2 separate regions of the Homo sapiens genome follow, and region 2 is linked to region 1. The links are chromatin contacts, found by Hi-C or POLR2A ChIA-PET in ENCODE. All regions are on one chromosome and are shown on one strand. The core of a region is the stretch at or near the end of the contact, and the rest is flanking DNA. Distances in the headings are between cores, read along the strand shown.

What was found. A loop is a pair of places that touch in the nucleus more often than their neighbours do. ChIA-PET counts read pairs that join two places held with the same protein, here RNA polymerase II (POLR2A). Pooled maps may share reads with other maps.
Region 2: a loop to region 1 is called in a map of PC-3, with 4 times the contacts of the local background. The contact joins the promoter of ZNF248 here to the enhancer-like site in region 1. A Hi-C loop is called at or near these places in 1 of 168 maps with a recorded cell type or tissue (PC-3) and 1 of 50 pooled maps. POLR2A ChIA-PET finds 5 or more read pairs at or near these places in 1 of 52 experiments (PC-3).

Annotation. Positions count from the first base shown.
Region 1 is chr10:33,261,842-33,265,910 of GRCh38, forward strand. NRP1 (neuropilin 1) reads right to left here. Exons shown (of 17, transcript NM_003873.7): 4 at 1,805-2,032. Among named protein-coding and RNA genes, the nearest start is that of NRP1, 71 kb to the right of the region's middle. RefSeq lists an enhancer at 1,885-3,084. Within about 2 kb of position 2,515, at least 10 of the 41 ENCODE cell types and tissues checked have a DNase peak (open chromatin) inside an H3K27ac peak, as active enhancers do; they include PC-3, where a contact is called at or near this core.
Region 2 is chr10:37,855,220-37,859,124 of GRCh38, forward strand. It overlaps ZNF248 (zinc finger protein 248), which reads right to left and starts at 2,391. Exons shown (of 6, transcript NM_021045.3): 1 at 1,966-2,391; 2 at 1,216-1,313; 3 at 1,077-1,118. The coding sequence starts at 1,091. It overlaps ZNF248-AS1 (ZNF248 antisense RNA 1), which reads left to right and starts at 2,530. Exons shown (of 2, transcript NR_186559.1): 1 at 2,530-3,282; 2 at 3,859-3,905. RefSeq lists an enhancer at 1,884-1,943 and silencers at 2,261-2,637, 2,334-2,883.

The sequences.
Region 1 (4,069 bases), core at 1,265-3,764:
TTCTCCTGTCTCAGCCTCCTGAGTAGCTGAATTATAGGCCTGCACCACCATGCCCAGCTAATTTTTGTATTTTTCGTAGAGACAGGGTTTCACTCTGTTGGCCAGTCTGGTCTCGAACTCATGACCTCAGGTGATCCACCTGCCTTGGCCTCCCAAAGTGTTGGGATTACAGGTAGGAGCCACAGCACCCGGTCTACATTTTACTTATTCTTCATGTACAATGTATTTAAATATTCTTTTGAGAATAGTATCTGACTCTGTTTTACAGATAGTTATACATCTCCTAACTCCATGATGGTGAAGAACTTCCAAGCCATCCTCTCTGATCTGTGTAGTGTGTGTTCTCTAGAGAAATCTTAATATTAAACCAGACTAAACACAAGACAAGCAATGCAGCTGTTAACAAATTATTGGATATTATCCCCCTCTGTTCAGAATTTCACTGTGTATTTTTGCCATTTACCTTCTAATTCACAAGAGTGGAATGGAAAACTTTCATTTAGATGTCCATATGGCTATTTCCTCCACCTCCTTCAAATCTTCGCTCAAATGTCATTTTCTTTAATAAGGTCTAACCTCGGCCAGGCATGGAGGCTCATGCCTGTAATCTCAGCACTTTGGGAGGCTGAGGCAGGAGGATCTCTTGAGGTCAGGAGTTCGAGACCAGCCTGGCCAACATGGTGAAAACCCGTCTCTACCAAAAATGCAAAAATTAGCTGAGTGTGGTGGTGTGCACCTGTAATCCCAGCTACTCGGGAGGCTGAGGCAGAAGAATTGCTTGAACCTGGGAGGCGGAGGTTGCAGTGAGCCGAGATTGCTCCACTGAACTCCAGCCTGGGTGACAAGAGCAAAACTCTGTCTCAAAAAAAAAAAAAAAAAAAGTCTAACCTCACCACCCTATTTAAAATTTCAACCTATACCTCCCCACTCCCAACTTCTCATCCCTTGACTCTGCTGTACTTTTTCTTGCTTTCATTTGGGGAGATTTGTTTATAGCACTTCTCACCTTCTAACATTTCATGCACATAATTCATTTATTTGTAACGTGCATTGTTTATTGTTTCCTTCTACCTGGCAGAAGAGAAACTCCAAAGGGCAGCATCTTTCATTGTTTTGCTTACCCTGTGGCTAGGATGGTGCCTGGTACATGACAGATGCTCAGGAAATATTTTTTAGGTATATGAATGCATAGGTCAATGACTATAAATGATGTATTGAGGTGACTCAAATTCCCTAAGATGAAAAATCTGTAGAGAATGTACAGGGAACCTGTCTAAATTAGGAATGCCCAAACATTCTCGTTCCTTTTCCAAATTTTTGTTTTGTAGCATAACGGATGCATAGTTTAGCCTTAAAATTTTATTAAGTACTCAACCTCTCAGGTCCTTGGTCTCTGCATTTATAAAATGAGTGGTTTGATGTAATGGAATTACTAAGAGCCCATCCTCTTACAATCTGTGAATTAATGATGAGTAGCCAGGTCAGTGGATGAGCAAAATAGTTTAGAGAGAAAAACTATGTGTTTGTCTCAATTATATCACAAAAATAGCTAAAAGAACCTTTTGTAATCTTTCATGGCCTCAGCTTCTTATCTATAAAATGAAGGAATTGGACTAGATAATTACTAAGGTCTTCTTGAGCTCAAATATTTCATCACTGCTCTGAATATAGAGAGTTTTGCTTTGTTTTCCAGTGTCCTTTTGAGGTTTTTTTTAATGATTCATGTATCATGAGACTTGTAAAAGAATACTGGTGCCCTTCCTCCAGAACCTTCCCTTTTTGGGGTGCTTCCTGTCATTCTTACCATCAGGGAATCCATCCCAGATTTCTAGCCGGTCGTAGCGACAGAACATCCCCCCTGGAGGATTTGAGTCAGGCTCCAGGTCAAAGCTTTCAAATTCCAGGATAATCTCTGACATCTTTGGCACAAAGACAATATAAGTGCATTCAAGGCTGTTGGGATATTTTTCAGGGAATCCGGGGGACTTTATCACTCCACTAGGTGTTGTGTAGTTCTGGGAACATTCAGGACCTATGAGTAGAAGAGAAAAAGGAGTAAAGTGAAAATCCCACTTAAACAACTTCCCCAAGAAATAACCTGGGTAAAGACAGAACATCTTTCTAATAAAAGCCCGCCAGTATAACCACTGTTCTAATCATGTATTAGTCAGCCTTTTCATATTAGTAAAATGGGTATGGAAAGTCAAGTTCAGATTTATTGTGTTAACCTTAGCTTTCCATTTGTATGGAGCAATTTAAAGACTTCTGCTGTTGCAGGGAAAAATATGACAAATATAAAATCATGTGGGAACAATGAATGAGTAAGCTGCAGAAATCTCAACAGAGCCCTAGAGAAATAATTATGGCCCCTTCAAGCTTAAACCTTTAAATCTTGAGGCTGACAGCCCTTTATTGGTGAAATAGAACATTTATAAAGGCGAGGGAGAGAATTCAGTGGAGGCAGTTTGGGTTTCAGATTCCTACACCAGTGACTCAGTAACTCTGCCAGATGTGACCTATGCCTCTTTGACAAACGAAATGTGAAAGGTAATTCGTACATGTACCAAGGGTGAGTGACTCATTCTGAGTGGTGTTGACACAGGTGGGCCGGTAAAGTGTGGCTGTTAGTGAGGGCACGATAAACTGTGATTACAGGCCATGATGCCGGAAGTCACCTGATATCAATGCTGACATCCTAACCTTCCCCGAAGTATCAGACACAGTATAGTACGCCATTCTAAAATTGCATGTTAATAGATGTGTGTGTGTGTGTAATGCATATATTTATAATGTGTAATTTTAATGACTGTTCAGTACCACCAGGACTTTACAAATTATGGTGATTTGTCATTGAAATTGGTCAAGAGCATCCATGCATATAGTGCAGGTTGACCTTATGCCTGTATGAATGACTCCAATTTCAATTCATGGTAACCAGCATAGGGTGGTATTCACTACACAATTCAAAAACTGCCCTTCTTGGCCGGGTGTGCACAATGGCTCATGCCTGTAATGCCAGCACTTTGGGAGGCTGAGGTGGGCGGATCACCTGAGGTCAGGAGTTCGAGACCAGCCTGGCCAACATAGGGAAACCCCAGTCTCTACTAAAAATAGAAAAATTAGCTGGGCGTGGTCGTGGGCACCTGTAATCCCAGCTACCCAAGAGGCTGAGACAGGAGAATTGCTTGAACCCGGGAGGCAGAGGTTGCAGTGAGCCGAGATCACACCACTGCACTCCAGCCTGGGTGACAGAGCCAGCCAGACTCCGCCTCAAAAAACAAACAAACAAACAAACAAACAACAACCAAAAAAACCCAAAACTGCCTTCTCTACCAACATGAGCACATCAGCTCAGTCCCTGAATACCACCTGCTGCTATGATCTTCAAATAGCTACACTTAAGACACTTGTGAATCAGAGAAGTCTTTATCCTTTTGAATTTCAGGATCAAATCTGGGGGTGTTCAGTTCAACAACTCTTTTCCTGCATCATTTTCTCACAGTGGCTTGAAGGCAGACGTGATGGGGCCCCGGCAATGACATGCAAGGATTCAATTCTAAATAAGGTGCTTTGTTGAGATTGTTCTTAACTAAACATTCTCCCAAAGTGCCAGGCAACTAGAGGCGACTTATTAGACATCAATAGAGATTAAAGTTAACTAACTAGCAGGTCTCTAGTTTTAGTGATTCAGGTCAGGAGGCTGAATACCAACAGAGTGCATCTGGCAGCCTGTTGAGAAAACAAATCAATCCTTTCCTCCTCATGCACATATCGGCTATCCATGGATCCATGGCATTGCAGATGCAGAAGAATTCTTAGATGGGCCCAGTAAACCTGGTCTGCAGAGGTCTGACTTATTTGAAATACCTCTCAAACCTTCTTGGACGTGGCTCACCCTTCACCATGAGAGCTGCAAATGCTTATCTATTTGATTCTGGTTCAAAAGTTGGTAACGTGGCAATTCGCCAGGTCAGTTCCAGGTAGAGATTATGACATGTGCTGTATGGTTTATAATCTTAGTTTCTAAATTACTCTGGTGGCTTCTGAGATGACAGCGACTATGCTAATT
Region 2 (3,905 bases), core at 1,141-3,640, 4.6 Mb after region 1:
TGCCAGTTGTCTCAGCATAATTATTTATAGAACCTCTTTCACTCTCAGTGAAAATGTCTCGGTTTTAATGATTAAATGTCACCCTACCTGGAGAAACTGCATGAACAGAGGAAGGGAGTGTGAATATATATGTACATCTTTTGTTATCACTTATACTTTTAAAAAAGTAAAAGTAATGTATTATTACATTAATGTATTATTAATTCAAAAGCACTTTATTAAGGAAAAAAAATGAAACCAGTCAGGAAAAACAGACCGAGAAGAACCTAAGTAGGCTAAGGATGGAAATGCACGCATAAGCAATGCCTGGAGCAAAAAGAAAAGATGCCTTCATGAGGACTAGGGAGGGAATCAAAGTTAGGAAAGGACAGCTCAGAGGGTGGCATTACAGACACCAACAGAGGAGACTCTCCAAACAAAGACCATGGTTAACAATATATGCAGCAGACCAGGCAAGTAATGCAAAGGCAAAAACATGCACTAGCCTTGACTATGATTTGGTGGCCTTTGCCAGAACTGATTCAGGTGAGTTTAGGTGAGGGAATAAGGTTGCATTCATCAGATTGAAACATAAATGAGAAACACAGAAACAAGTCGGAACTGTCAGTGATTCAACCTAGAAATAAGAACGAGCTGACACAAACAGTTAGGGAAAACTGTTTTGAGGACATGCAGTCCCTCCATTCCTCCACATCGTCAAGGTTTTATTCCTGGATCAAACAGGACCATCAAACCTCAGCGTTTGTTCTCCTGAAAAGCATATGCACTGAGTTCTGCTCTGTAACTGTGTTCTTTGTTTCTACAAAGAAATACTTATAGACAATTTACTGCATTTATTTCAGAATTGTTACTAGAACAATTAGAGATAATATTACAATAACTTGGATAATTCTGCAAAATTAAAAATCCTGCATCTAATTTGCCAACTGCACTATTTTGGATTTGCTACTTCAGTTTTATTTCCCTTAATGTCAATTTTTGCCTATTTCTATTTTTCCATTTTCAAAACATAAACCCTTATAAACTTCAGAAATCCATTTTTAAACAAACTGGGAATAAAGAAACAAGAATCTCACCTGGGATTTGTTCATTTTCCGCTCTTAGTGGAGGAAGGAGAGCTGAAGGATTAGAAAGGAAGAATGTCAGGAGAGCCTTCGCCGGCCTTGCAGTTCGGAGATTCACCTGCCTATACAGGTCCACACACAAGATACTTACGTGTCCATGTGTGGCTCCGATATATGCTGAGCTCAGACATGACACTTTTCACTGAGTGAATGTAAATATTTCTTATTGATTTATTACCAATTTAGGTTCTGTGACACAGAAAAATTAAAAACATGAAAAGATGAGTTTAACAAGTTAACAGTAATCTGAAGGAAAAAACACTATGGGTTTGTCAAAATTCCTTGTAGGGAAAAAAAAAAACTGAGGCCATATTGTTTATCTGTTTACCTGTTAACACCATTAATGCCCTGAGGTTAGATAATGCAAAAGACCTCTAAAAAAAGGGATAGGATGTTAAATGCAAGTTTAAAAATGTTTGTTCTAACTTGCTAACAATTCCTCAAAAGGATCTTTTAATGAGAAACTGTGATATAGAGTAACAAAATGGGCAGCAGTGGCTCGGGAAACTGCAGACTTGACTTCTAATCTCAGTTCTGCCTCTAAGGAATGACAAGATCTGAACTACTCACCTCCTCAAACTCAATTTTGTTTTTCCATCTTTCAAATAAGGTCAAAACAGATAACCCAAGTATGACCTGACTGCACTACCATCCGGCGGGGATATCAGGCCAAGAGAGGAGGAAGCTCAGCAGCTCATCTGGATGTGCCCGGTGTTCGCGGAGGGGTGATAACAGCATTTCTTTCGCTGTGGCCGTGAGCCTTTCACCCGTCCCTGCCCTCAGACTCTCCAGAGGTGACGTTCCTGTTAGCCTGCGCGCCCACCCCTCAGCTCCAGCTCACCTCTCTCTTCTTAAATTTGTCCCAGACCTTGCACCAGCACACAGACTCCGACGGCTTCAGGATACTGTGCCATGATTACACATAATACATAAGCGAACGCGAAACGTGTAAATAATTACTTGGGATAGGAGGGCGGTCAGAGCCAGCAGGGGCCCTGGTGGTCAGCTAGGCCAGCCCCTTCGCTCCTGCACTCCACGGGCAGAGAGGCCCTTGGGGCCGGTGCAGGAGCCGTCTCCCTCGGGCTCTCCCAGGGAACGCACACCCAATAAATACAGCACCTAAACAATGAAAGTGCTCAAAACAACCCCAGGCGGCAAGTATTCCTAATATCCGTAATTTACAGAGAGGAAAACCGAGTCTCCCGTGGATAATTGTGTCTAATTCATTTGTCGCGGACCTGGCGCAGTCGCTCTCCCCCGCAGCCCCGCCTCCTCCCCGCGGGCTCAGGGCACAAAAAGCGCACACGCACACATCAAACGCCATGCGCACGCGCACAACAAACGTCACACGCTACGCACGCGCGTGCTGTCCCCTCCCCGCAGCCAGTTCCCTCCCCTTCGGGCCAGTGCGCATTGCCTACCCCGTGCTACAGGACTTCGCTGAGCGCCAGGCGCAGGGACTGGACGCATACGGACCCCCGGGAGCCCCGGAACTCGCGTTCCCACGCCAGACCTCATCCCCTTCTGACAGAGACGCCCTCGTCCCACCGTCGCCGCAGGCGCCAGGGGTCCCTCCCCACCGCCGAGGTCTAGCCGCCGCCCGCCCGCCTTCAGGGCAGCGCGGGGACCCCCTGGCCCTCGCCCAGTGCTCCGGGGCTCACCCGCCGCTCCTCGCCGCCTCCGGAGGCGAGGGATTGTTTCCCACAAGGGACTGGAGTCCAGGGAAGGACTCGCCTGGAGCGGGAGGCGGGGATGCACATGCGCAGAGGGAGAGGCCGAGCGCCCGAGTTAGGCTGGTGGATGCGATGCGGGGCTTGGAAGCGGCGCTAGACGGTGCCTGTCAGCTCTGGCCGCAACCCTCAGTTGTAAAATGAGGCTGATAGTGCCTACCTAGCAGGGGTTTTATGAGAATTGGAGGCGCTTACGTTGTAAAAGCATTTAAACCGGTGTCTGACACATAAATTGTTCAGTATATTTCTCACAATTATATATCATGCTGGTCATCATAAGGCTCTCCTGCAAAACAGCCTTGTATAGTGGGTTGAGAGATTACTGTCTCAGTTACCCACTCCTGCTTGGAACCAGGATTCTGTCAGTGTCCCCAGAGGTTGTGGATCAAATCAATGTGCCTGTTAGACACAAGCCAAGAGAAGGAAAGGTGTGCTTGAATTCATTCACGATCATGCATGGTAACGTTTAACTGAAAGACTGGAAGAGAAAACTAAAATCTGTGACCAGTATGGTTATTCTCTGGAATAAGGAAAAACAGAAGCTAGCAATTCAAGACCCAAACATAAAATTGTTTATATGTTTAAAAAAAAAAAAGCCGTTTGAGTAACAAATTTGAAGAAGAAAGCACGCACTCATTTCCCAAAACCAACCATACTTTACCCAGAACTACACTACACGTACATTCTTTTACGTGCACATCTGGCATTTTCAGCACACTATGAGCATGTGCGTGTGTTACAACTTTTCATTTAAAAAATCAACTCCTGGGTCATTGTCCACTTTTTTAAACTTTTCATTTGCTCATAATTTCAGATTTACAGAAGAGTTGCAAAATAGTTCCTATATGCCTTTCACCCAGATTCCACTAGTGTTAGTATTTTACATGACCATGGTATATTTATCAAAACTAAGAAAATAACATAGGTACAAGTACTATTAACTGAACTGCAGAGTTTATTCAGACTTAAGCAGTTCTTCCACTAATGCCCTTTTTCTGTTCCAGCAACCAATCAAGGATATTGTCACCGGGGGTCCTTGCTCCCAGAGCTC